2 separate regions of the Homo sapiens genome follow, and region 1 is linked to region 2. A link is a contact called in ENCODE POLR2A ChIA-PET data. All regions are on one chromosome and are shown on one strand. Each heading gives the region's core, a stretch centred on a gene start or an enhancer-like site at or near the end of the contact. The rest is flanking DNA. Distances are from core to core; before and after follow the strand shown. Region 1 has its middle 140 kb from the start of LINC02074. Region 2 overlaps SDK2 (sidekick cell adhesion molecule 2).

What was found. ChIA-PET counts read pairs that join two places held with the same protein, here RNA polymerase II (POLR2A).
Region 1: POLR2A ChIA-PET joins it to region 2 with 10 read pairs in activated CD4-positive, alpha-beta T cell. The contact joins two enhancer-like sites. POLR2A ChIA-PET finds 5 or more read pairs at or near these places in 2 of 52 experiments (H1 and activated CD4-positive, alpha-beta T cell).

The regions. Positions count from the first base shown.
Region 1 is chr17:73,968,691-73,974,838 of GRCh38, reverse strand. No RefSeq gene overlaps it. Among named protein-coding and RNA genes, the nearest start is that of LINC02074, 140 kb to the left of the region's middle. RefSeq lists enhancers at 1-489, 490-1,189. Within about 2 kb of position 4,749, at least 3 of the 41 ENCODE cell types and tissues checked have a DNase peak (open chromatin) inside an H3K27ac peak, as active enhancers do.
Region 2 is chr17:73,610,203-73,616,562 of GRCh38, reverse strand. All of the region lies in intron 1 of SDK2 (sidekick cell adhesion molecule 2), which reads left to right. Among named protein-coding and RNA genes, the nearest start is that of SDK2, 31 kb to the left of the region's middle. RefSeq lists an enhancer at 3,988-4,524. Within about 2 kb of position 2,127, at least 2 of the 41 ENCODE cell types and tissues checked have a DNase peak (open chromatin) inside an H3K27ac peak, as active enhancers do.

The DNA of each region.
Region 1 (6,148 bases), core at 3,500-5,999, 360 kb before region 2:
TGTTTAATCCTAAATGGGTCCTGTTAAGAATTCCTTTGTTATCTTGTCATGCTTTAAGGCCCAGGAAAGGCCTAGGCAAAACTCCTGGTGGGCCTTTGTTACATTCCAGCCTTTGTGTAAGGGTGCTGGCTTTTAATATTTAGCTTAGCCACTCAGTCAGTACTGAAACAGTTGTTATGGAAGCCTGCATCTGTGAGACCTGCCTGCCACAGAAGGACTAGAGTGGAAAGGAAGGGTGTTTGTCATACAAGACCCCCTGCCTGGTGCTGGGGATGCAATGGGATGCTTCCTGCACTCACCAGAACCGTCTGTGGGCCAAAGGGACATGGGATGGATGGGAGAGGGGATTGTCCCCTTGTCCCACCTGACCGCATTAGCAAAGGGGCTTCAGCCAGGTGGCATTGGCATTGTGAGGCTCTGGGGGCCATCAGTAGACAGGGCATGGGTGGCCCTAGGTGGCAATGGCAGCTGGTTTGTCTCAGCCAGATGGCCCCAGAAGCAGTTGTCTGGGGAGGTGATCCCAGGAAGCACTGATAAGGGACTAGGAAATGAGCGTGGAAGGGGAGCAGCTGGCTCTGGGTGTGTTCCAGGCCCACATCCTGCACCTGGATCCCTTCACAGGCCTCAGGGCCAGGTGCACCACATCATTCCAAATCATCCCTCCTGAGGGGTGAGGAGCTGAGATGTTTTAACATCCATAGGGGTTAATTCTCTGGCAGATCCGGCTTCCCCAGATGTGGGCTGTGAACATGCTCCTGGCTCCTGTGAAAGCTCCCAGACTGAGTCATGGGTGTTTGCAGTCAGAAGCCACGGGCGTTGGAACCGTCAAGGCCAAGGCTGAGTAGCTGGGGCACCGACAGTGTCTACTACAGGGGTGGTCCCCTGCCCGGAACTCCATGAGAGATGAAGGCGGCCCAAGCCGACAGGAGAGGGAGAGCAAATAGCGCAGGGCAGCTCCAGAGGCCTGGGGGGGGGCGGGACCCAGGCCAGGATGGGGAGAGCGAGGCACTTGCCTGCAGCCACGTTTAAAAGGGGCAGCCAAATACTCAGGAGTCAAGACCATCACACATAGTCGAAGCAGAGAAAATCTGTGATGAGCAAACTGTCTGCTGTCCACATGTGAAATAAAGACAGGATCTGGCCGGGCTGGGACTAGGGTGTGGGTTGTCCAAGTACAGGGACAAGGCCTGTCTTTAGTCCACATTTGGATATTTTGTTCGTTGTGGATAGTTTTTATTTCATGTTGGTTTCCTAAGAATGCCGCAATAAATATTATCTTGTTTAGTGAGTTTCTGGGGTCCCCCTAAATTTTCTGCCTGGACTGAGGGCCGGACTTGCTTCACTCTAGTCCGGGCCCTGTCGCACCCCTGAGGACTTCCCCCAAAGCTGGGAAGGCTGTGTCAGGGACAGAGCTGGGGCGATTGGAGCCAGGGCGCTGGGTGTGTGCACTCTTCTCTATGCTCCAAACCCTGCTGGCTCCCAAGGGTGAAGCAAATACAATCAGTCCCTGCTGGGAGGAACATGGCTGAATCTCAGAGCTGGAAGGACTAGGAGGTCACCTGGCCCAACTTTTCTCCTAATGCAGGAGGCCCCTCTGCAGCACTCTGGAGGGGAGAAGTGTCTGTTTCAGCCCACTGTGCACAGACAGGCTCTACTGTGTGGGGAATTTGTCTTCTCCGGTGATTGAAGCAGTGAACAATGTCTTCCTTGTCATTGCAGTAGACACCTCGTGGCTTCTCTGACATTGCTTATGGGCATGCTGGGGGCTGTTTAAGACCCTAACCTCTGTCTGCCCTGGGATTCAGGAGAGGTCCAGCCAGGAGGAGACGTGCGGGAGGAATGCAGGAGGCTTATGGGCAAAATAAACAGACCAACCCATCCTGAGAAAAGGAGTCGGAGTGTAGAGTTGGTTCTTGGGCACAGGTGCAGGGCCCGAGGGGAGGGGTCACTTAGTATGGTGGGGAGTGTTTTTTACGTTGTTGCCGTCTCTCTGTCCTGGGGTGTGGAGAAGGTAATGACAGACACAGGAACACACCAGCTGTTCTGGGAACTTCTGTCAGGCAAGGATACAAATACAGAAGCTCATATTGCTCTGTGGCCCACGTACCAGCATGTAATGCAAGGGTGATGGGGTACAGCTGGTGTCTGAGGACGACAGGGCAAAGTTCCAGAGAAGGCAGAGCACCTGGATGGCAAGGTAGAGCAGCTGCAGCCAGACCAGGAGCCACCGGCGAGTGACATGGGACTAGTGTACAGGGGACACCTCCCTTGTACCTGCATGAGCTTGAGGTCTCCCCTCTCCTCCCCTCCCCTGTCCTGCCCTTCCTTCCCCTCCTCTTTCCTTCTCAACTGATGAAACTCCGTTTTCACTCCTGTGTTGGTGTGACCTGGAGAAATATATGAGAAGTTTTCCAAACTGCTGTTGGGGAACGAAATGGAACCCATGAACCCATGAACCCAAAGTGCAGAAAGGGTGTGGTCAGGGGCTATGCTGACTGTCGCAGATGCGGGAGCAGCCCCAGAGCTTCAAAGGAGTGCAAGTTGCAGTGATCATCAGCGCGGTGGCCCCCGCTGTGGGCACGTGGCAGGACACACTCCCCAGCCCTGGAAGTAGGCACGGCTGTGTCTACTCTGTGAGCCAATGTGAGTCACTGCATCCCCTTACCCTGGCTGAGACAGCGTCTCTCGTAGCCATTGAAGTCACTGCAATGAGCAGAGCATCCATGAGCAAGATCATCATGGCATTTACTTAGCTTTTGGGGTTTCTTGTGGTCTGTTTTCACAGCACAGGGTGGCCTATCCTGAGGAGCATAGGAGGATAGGATCCACTTCTACTCGGCACTCATTGGTGCATCATTGTCCAGATGGGGACCCCATGCTATAGATTAGGGTCTTGGTTGCCACTCAGGCATCCATGCTGGGGGTGATGCTCACAGTTTTCCAAAAACAAATGCAAAGACACAGTGGGTTCAACTACCGCCTCCAGGCTGAGACATAAAACCGCCACTCAGATGTAAATCTCCCAGGTTTACCCTTGTATCCAGCTTTAGGCTCAGCTAAAAAAGAAAGTAATTAGTCTTTCTTGATTTCTTCCAACTCAATGGCAAAAAAAAAAAAAAATTCTAGTAAATAAATCTCTGGAACTGGAGAGGCAAAAGAACAAGCTGCATTGTTTACCCCCTCCATGCACTACAACTAATGATAGCAACAAAGAACTCGACTGACTTAGAAATTCTTTGTGATCCTTTAATACCACAGAAAAATAAGCCTGAGACAAGGATGGGGAAGTTGTAGGCACCCATGTGCGCAGGAGTGTGGCTGAATGCCTATTGTGTACCCTCAAGAGCTCTGTGGCATCTTCACAGTAGCAAAGATGATATGCAGACTCACTTGAAGCCAGCTTGATGGACATTGCAGGAGGAGTGTGGAATGACAGGTCACTATCTGGTCACCCACGCTGCACTTGCTGTTTCTTGCAAAGCGGAAATGTGATACTAGTTGAAAGCAGAGGCACAATTTGAAATTTCTTTTTCATTTTCAAGACTCTAGATTCATGGTGGAGTTGATACCTGTCTGTAAATACCCATGAATCTGGGGTTCAAAGGCCACCTGTCTGAGAGTCTGGAGCTGCCGTGGAAGGAAATGTGGAGTTGGATGTGAAAATACTTGTTCTTAGAATTGTTTGGTAGACTTCTGGATGGGCAGTGGCGAGGAGGGTAGCAAGATTTATGAATGGACAGATGGCTGAGAACTCAGTGTTCAAGAGAGAAGGAAAGCCGGGTGCAGTGGCTCATGCCTGTAATCCCAGCACTTTGGGAGGCCAAGGTGGGCAGATCACTTGAGGTCAGGAGTTTGAGACCAGCCTGGCCAACATGGTGAAACCCCATCTCTACTAAAAATACAAAAATTGCCAGGACTGGTGGCATGCCTGTAGTCCCAGTTACTCAGAAGGCTGAGGGAGGAGAATCACCTGAACCCGGGAGGTGGAGGTTGCAGTGAGCCGAGATCGTGCCATTGCACTCCAGCCTGGGCACCAGAGTGACACGCCGTCTCAAAAAAAAAGGAAACTCAGAGATGCAGAAATACCCAACAGATAGGGATGGGAGTGGTGACAGGGAATGCTTAAAAAACAACAGGAGATTATGAAGCAGGACATGTTCTTGGTGGCTACAGAGCATCAGGGACATGAAGACCCGAGACGGTGATGGCTGGAGGCAGATCAGTTAAGTAGGCATGAGACGAGGGAGCAGACCCCTTTGGGGGTGATCTCCAGGCTGAGCACAGACTGTTGGAGAGACAGCAGAGGCTGCATCAGGAGGGAGAGGACGTCTCCTACCCAGGCAAAAGAGACACCCTGCAGGAGCTAGAGCCAGAGAGGAGCCCAAGCAGGTGACGTGGGATGAGAGGACGGAACAGAGGGGCACCAGGAGAGGACTATCTCAAACTCGGGCAAAACATCTCATACCCTCTCTAAAGAGATGGCTCCCACTCAGGGATGACAATGAAGCGTGTCTGCAGTGATGGTGGGGGTGCATGGTGGAGGGAGACTGCTCAGTAGGCATCTATATGACACACACACAGTAGGCACTAAATAAATGCCTGTGGAAACTGATGAATACATTGCAGTAGACACAGTCGTACCAGTTTTGCGCTAGGAGCTGTTGCGTAACGGCAGCTATTCTAGAGAGTTATGGCTGTGATGAAATCAGCTGGGCTGCTGAGCGGCTCAGGAGAGTGAGGGCTGGTAGGTTTGGGACTTGGAGTTTACAATGAAGAGGAAGTGAACTAAACTAGCAGTGACCGCTGTGGCCATCTCTGAACATGAAAATGAGCAGCAGGAAAGGAGTGGGGCAGGGTGAAGCCTCCTCACAAAGACACACTCTAGGGTTGCACAAAGCGGTGGGTTGACTCCCCAGAAAACACCTCTTCGGGCCAGTGCAGAATAAAGGCAAATTCTGGTAAATATTGACCCTGTGCTCTCTGAAATTCAGGCCACTTCTTGCCACCACTGTGCTAGTGATCTCGGACCAGCAGGGTGGACCGGAAGAGGACTTTCGTGTGACTTTGCCATGTCTTGCTAGTGTAGCTAACATTAATTGAGCACTTAACATGCACCAGACATTGTGTAAGTGCTCTACAGGAATTAACTCTTCTAATCCTATGTGCCAGTAATAATTGCCTCGTTTTTACAGCTGAGTCAACTGAGGCACAGAGAGGCCATGAGCTAACCCATGTAGACCCAGGAACTGAGCACAGGCAGGTGGTACCAAGGCTTGTTTTCAGTCCCTTCCCTGTAGCTGCCTCTTCGAGTGCATGCATGTGTGTGGGTGGCTCTGGTTCCATGGAGGGCACGGCCACTGGACCCTTCAATCTTTGATGCTGCTGTTGCCTCCCTACCCGGCTCTGGAAGGCATGAGAGTATGGACTGTGGAATCGCATTTGCTGGGGTTTGGATCCCAGCTCTGCTTCTTAGGATTTGGGCAACCTCATTTATCTCATCTGTATAATTTGTGCTGTGAGGATTAGAGAAAACACATACATACAGTGTTTTGTATGTCTTGTGATGTGTAGTGGGTCTTCTATGAGAAGCCTGCACTCAGTCAACACTTGTTGTTCCTGTCCTAAGAAACATCCCCTGATGGAATTAACCAGTTCCTGCAGTGTGAGCATCTGCCTCTTCTTACCTTGGTTTTGGATCCTAATAGCATCCTTAGAGCTGATTCTTGGTTATGCCTATTATCAGTGCCTGGGATAGATTTCTCCTTGTTCACCCAGTAACTGACCTTGAATGGCCTCTATGGTCCTGACTCTTGAGTCACTGGCTGAATCAATTTGGTGTGTGCCTTCCAGACAGAGGAGGCCCGTGAGTGATGGCTGGGAGAGGAAGGAGCTCCATGCAGTGGGGCAAGTTCAGGCAGCTTGGTTGTGCTGGGGCATAAATTACAGAGAAGAGAGGCTGGAGGGGGCGCCAGTTTCAAGGAAGCCCTTGTGGTACAGCTTAAGGAGCTTGAGCTTGATCCTGCACTCAATGGAATGGAAGCATTTGAGGGTGTTACATAGGAAGGCAACCTGGTTACATCAGGGAGCTCACTCCAGTACCTGTGCGGAAAATGGGTTGGAGGCAAGCAAGACTGGAAGCCAGGATGCC
Region 2 (6,360 bases), core at 878-3,377:
GATCTGCTGCCACGTGGTAATTCAGCCAGGAGAACGAAACAAACCAAAGCAACAAACCAAACAAAGACAAATGCGTGCTCAGGCCTAAGCATTGCGACAGTGGTCCTTGAGGCCACGGTCAGCCTGCCCAAGTGAAAGGAAATCACCGTTGCTTGCCTCTTTCCCTCTTGTTTTTTTCTCCTTCCTGAGCCTGCATGTGTGTGTGGGATGCTGAGCTGGGGCTGGGGAGACTGTTGAGGTGGGGAGCCGGGGGTGGAAATTTGTCTAGCTCAGACAGGCGGGGAGAGGGTGGGGAAGGCAAGCAGCACCGGGATGCCTGGGGCTGCCGAGCACAAGGTTCACAGTGCCCTGAGGTCAGTTTGCAAGGTAGCATGCAAGTGGCTTGCCTTTCTGGTCGCTTCCTGATGTTCTGGGGAAGAGGAGGTACCGATTCCACAAACTGGATCATATGTCTACTTCATGCACACTGTCAAGCTCAGATGCAGAGGGAAGAAGTATGTATGTGTGTGTACGTGTGTGTATGTGTGTTCATGTGTATATGCATATGTGTCTACATGCATGCGTGTGTACGTGTATTTGGGTTGTGTGTTCATGTGCATGTGTAGGCATGTGTGTCACATGCATGTGTATTTGTGTATATATGTATGTGACTGTGTGTACATATATGTATGTGTGAATGCACATGTGGTTGTGTGTATGTGTTGTATGTTATTGTGTGTATGTGTATTTGTGTATATGTTTATGTATGTGTGTATATATTTGTGCGCATGTATACTTGTGTGTGTGTGTTGCTTATTTCACATGACTCTGGTTTAAAAACGTGGCCTCCAGTGGGCTGTCGGACCAGCTTGTGCATCACTCTGTCTTCCCACATCCTCACCCTGGGCATCACCTAGCTGAGAGTTTTATTCCAGAACAACTTCCACCGCAACCACCATCAGACCCTGGGGTCACGTGTGGTGGACAGGAACAGGACTGGGGATGGAGGGAGGGACGGGGCTTGGGGAGAAGGTCTGTGTCTCCCTTCTTTTTGGTGAGCCGAACAGAACACTGGACCTGTCTTATCCCTGATGTTCTCTAAGTGTTATGCAAAGACCTGGACTCTGCAGAGAAACCTAGAAAGAGACTTGCTTTGCAGCTCAGGAGCATATAGCTCCACTGGGACTAGGGCTTATGGTGAGGAGGGCATCCGGGCAGAGACTCATACTTCGTTGGGACATCAGGAGGCCCAGTTCTAGACTCAGCTCTGCTAGTGGCCAATTCAGGGGCCTCTGACAACTTACTTTACTTCTGGGGCCTCAAATGCATCATCAATGACAGCAGAACGTTAAAGTCAATGATGTTTGAGGTTATCTTCTTGCTAGATCTATCTAAGACTCTGAAGTCAACAGTTGTAACATCAAGTATGTACTCATTGTGTGTCAGGCACGGTTCAAAGAGTTGAAAAATAAAAACAAGGACAATGAGAAAAATAATAACCTAGAGGTGGCTGACACTTACTGAGCACTTTCTTCTGTGTCAGGCACGATTCAAACATCAGTTTAGGAGCAGCCTTTACAAACTTTCTTTTTTTTTTTTTTTTTATCTTCTATTCAGGGGACACACATGCGGGTTTGTTACCTGGATATATTGTGTGATGCTGAGGTTTGCGCTTCTAACCATGCTGTCACCCAAAAAGGGAACCTAGTACCTGATAGGTAGTTTTTCAATCCTTGTCCCCCTCCCTCCCTCCGCCTTTTCAATCCTTATGCCCCTCCCTCCTTTCCCCTTTTCAATCCTTGTCCCCCTCCCTCCCTCCCCCTTTTCAATCCTTGTCCCCCTCCCTCCCTCCCCCTTTTCAATCCTTGTGCCCCTCCCTCCCTCCCCCTTTTCAAACTTTGTCCCCCTCCCTCCCCCTTTTCAATCTTTGTCCCCCTCCCTCCCCCTTTTCAATCCTTGTGCTCCTCCCTCCCTCCGCCTTTTCAATCCTTATGCCCCTCCCTCCCTCCCCCTTTTCAATCCTTGTCCCCCAGTGTCTTTTGTTCCCATCTTTGTGTCGCTGTGTACCCAACATACAAAGTGTCTTTCAAACATGCCCAGGACATGTTTCCCCAACCTCCAGTCTAGCCTGACTCACAGTCATCTAGGGGGAAACGAGTATAAGCAGGTAAATCCAATATGATGTTTAAATCAAGGGCTAAGAAAGAGGTGTCATCAAGTCCTTTAGGAAACCGAGGCAGGGCAGGAAACGTGGTCCATCCTCGGGTTCGAGAAGCTTTCTGGAAGAGCGAGACCCCTTCCTGCACTTAACTGTAAAGCGAGGCAAGAACCAGGCCTGCCACAGAAGGTGGGGGTACTTTCCAGGCTAAGTGAGTGAGCAGCCAGGGCAAAGGCCTAGAGGCTGCAAGGGCCCTGGCATGCTTGGGAAATGAAAAGCAGCTGAGTATGAAGTACAGCAGTGGGAGGGGAGGGGGAGGGAGCGAGGGCTGGGGAAGGGCAGGGGCCGGCAGGGAGGCCCAGTGGGCCAGTCTGGGAAAACTGGACTCTGTTGTCCAGATCTCGTACTCCAAAGGGGTGAGGAGCAGTGGTGTTTTCTTTTGTTTTTGTTTTAATAGCTAGATCTCTCTGGCTGCACTGTGGAAGATAAATTGAATTAAGGAGCACTGGTCCTTTGACTGCTCAAAGGTCCTCCTTCTCTCTCTCTTCATTTGCAGAAAGTAGCTGACACTTGGCTAATTCCTTCCCTGTGGAATCTGAGAGGCCCCTCTCCACGGCTCCCCCTTCCCTGTCCCCCTCCTCATCGCAGGGGGCTTGGCTGAGGCATCCCAGGCCTGTCCTGCTGTGGACCCAAAATAGAAGAGGTGGGGCAGCTGGGAGGGGCGTGAGGCCCTACGTGCCACTGGATGGGGGTTGGCCGGCCAACAAAGGGGTCCGGCCAGCAAGACTGATGGATGAGCATATGTAGGGGGAGGGGGCTGGGGGTGGGGGTGGGGGTGGGGCCGCACAGTGGCTCCGATTTCAGAAACCTGCCTCCCAAATGCCTGCAAACAGCTGACAGCCATGGAAAGCGGATGAAATGGGATTAGAACATCCTTTCCAAAGAGAGCACGGATGGCAGAGCGTGACAATACGGTGCCTGTCCTGCTGGCTTCACGGCTAATTCCGCCAGCCTGGAACCATCTCTCTCCAGGGGCCTGGGGCCAGGGGGACCTGGAGGGCGGGGGTGGGGAGAGCAGAGGGGGAGGGAGCGAGGTGAGCCGGCTGCTCATTGGCGTCTCCAGGGAGACGGGGCTTGGAGTCGTGGAGGGCCCCTTGGCTCCTCCAAAGGTCAGCTTGTCCATCTTCCTGCCCCCTGCCCAGCCACAGGATTATGGAGATCTTTTTCAGGGAAAACTAGTCTTGCTGTCTCTAACCCGGGCCTCACTTAGCGCTGCAGGAGAAAGTCTCCTGAAATGAAAATCTCTCGTGCCGCTTTGTGCTCCTCATTCCTCCCGCATCAACTTGAGCAGGACCTTGGTGTGTTTGTTCATCTATAAAATGGGACCGTGTTTCCCACCCCACAGGGTTGGTGGCAGATCAGACAGCATGTCGCACAGAGCCTGGTGTATACTAAACATCTGGTAGGCTGCTATTATTACCATTACTATTATTATTATTATTATTATTTGAGACGGAGTCTCGCTCTGTCACCCAGGCTGGAGTGCAATGGCGCGATCTTGGCTCACTGCAACTTCTGCCTCCTGGGTTCAAGAGATTGTCCTGCCTCAGCCTCCTGAGTAGCTGGGACTACAGGTGCGCACCACCAGGTACAGCTAATTTTTGTATTTTTAGTAGAGACGGGGTTTCACCATGTTGGTCAGGCTTGTCTCAAAGTCTTGACCTTGTGATCTGCCCGCCTGGGCTTCCCAAAATGCTGGGATTACAGGTGTGAGCCACCTCGCCTGGCCTACTGTTACTATTATTATTATTATTTGGCTCTCTGGGCTTCTCATTTTGCCACCGCCCCCAAGTTCTGAAGGGGTCAGAATGGGGAAGCCGGGACCCTCAGGCTGCCACCCTGGGCTTGTCGGCTGCAGAACTCCCTTCCCTTGGCCTCCTCTTCTACCCTCACCCCGGCAGGGCCACAAGGACCCAGTGAGGGTAGGGGACCTTGGGAGGCCAGCCTGCAGCCTAGGTGCAGCTGGGCCACAGGGACCCGGTGAGGGTGGGGACTGTGCGGGGCCAGCCTGCAGCCCAGGTGCAGCTGGGTCACAGTGACCCGATGAGGGTAGGGGACCATGCGGGGCCAGCCTGCAGCCCAGGTGCAGCTGGGTCACAGGGACCCCGTGAGGGTGGGGGACCGTGGGGGGCCGGCCTGCAGCCCGGGTGCAGCTGGGCCACCACTGTGGTGTACTTGCATTTATCTTTCCTCGCTTGAAGAGGCTGCAGCGGGGGTGAAAGGAATTGCTGTTTATTTTCATAACGAGTTCTCAATGCGTTTGCAAACTAATAAAATCAACTCATTAGGCCACATGTTTAATTCACAACTGTACTGTGGGGAGACTTCCCTGGCGGCTGATGGGTAATGTGGGCTCCCTCCTGAGACAGGGAAAGTGTCTGTGGTACTTACAGTCTCTGTGACCATCAGCACACGTTGGGGTCCTGCTTCTCCCCTTCCCCACGCAGAGTTGGGCATCAGTTTCTGTCCAAGCCCAGAGCCGGGAGATACTTTCATCTGACCCTGGGCTCTGGTGGCGACTCCCTCCAGCTTGGCTGCAGGGGCAGGGGCCGGGCAGAAGCTGGGCTGGACTGCCTGCTCCAAAGCTGGCAAGGACGTGGGTCCCAATAGGAGGAGCGTGGAGTGGGTAGGCCTTACAGAGCTGGGGTGGGGGCAAGGGACCCTCTCACTGCACCCTAACTTGCTGGGAAGCAGCATGACTGGCCATGAGGGAAGGTGGGGAAACTGAGGCTGGGAAAGCCTCTGCAGGTCACAGGCTCAAACTCAGGCCTCCATGAGGCCGTGCTCATTCCACTTACCATGTGAGCAGAGGCCACAGGGGAACTAGGGAAGCACACACCCAGCCAAGGTGTTGGGGTCCCCCCAGGGCACCTCTCCCAGGGGGACTTGGGCGTCCAGCAAGGAGGGGCCACAGAGGCGGGCCCCAGCCTTGCTATGCCATAGCCTGGCCTCCTGGAGGCCTCTGAGTGGCCCTGGGGCGTGCTCCACACTGGTCAGAGCAGTCCCTGACCCTGCCAGAGAGAGGACGCTGGCTTCATCATGGTTCTCTGTAGAAAGTGCCAGGAAAGGAGAGGACAGAGCCAGAGGCTGAACTTGGGTGAGGGGTCTTTGTCCATCAGCAGTGGGGGCAGAGAGAGAGAGAGTGGGATAAAAGGAGAGAAAGTGAGATTCTAAATCCCCCTCCTGGGAGAGAACCAGAAGTCTTTGACCCTCAGAGCTGTGTGAGCCTGCGTGGCACCACAACCCCTCGGAGCCCCTGGTCTCTTGCAAAATCGCAGCACGACCTAGGGCACGATGACTTGGATTTCTAGCAAAATGCAATTTCAGACTGTGCAGAGAATACAGTATTAAGACCTGTAGCTGACTTCACATCCTTCAGAACATTCTATAACATTTCTGACAGATCCTTGTGTTCATTCTGAGAACTGGGAGGTGGGGGGCACAGGCCCCCATGTTCTCTTGGTCTCCATACTCCTGCCTGACCCTCCATCTCTCTGTCTCTCATACACACACACACACACACACGCACACGCACACCACACATACACTCCTCCACTTGTACACATACCAAATGCATAGATATATACATGAACACACATATATAGATACATATGCTCACACACCCTCTCCATCCTTCCTGGGCACACCTAACACACACAGACACACATTACACACATGCCTTACACACAGAAAACACATGCACACACAGAAACACCAGTTGCACACATAAACATGCACACATACTCACTCCCCGCCTCCCTCGTGGCTACTGTGGGGGAAATTAGCAATGCCATGGGCTCTCCTGGCCGTCTTGTGGCTGCAGTGAAGCAGTCCTGTGAGTCAGATCCCCAGTGAGTGACCCAGATACCAAGCGTCATGCATGCTGTCACTGGGATTTGCAGCCACTTGGAATGCGTGCTGGGCCAAAATTCAGGCTGAGAACAAAATGGTCAGTTGATTGATTTTTTTCCCCCTTTCTGCAGTGTCTGGGATGGGGCAAGCAGCTTTTGAGCTTGGAGCAGGGCAAAAGGTGCATTTCGGGGTGCCCTAAGTGACTGGCTGGGCCTCCGCATCTCTCCTGAGGATATAGTCCCCTTCGAAGAGCTGATGAAACCTACGGGTTTCCTCCCCAGTCACATGCCTGTGCATGGGCACACAACTTT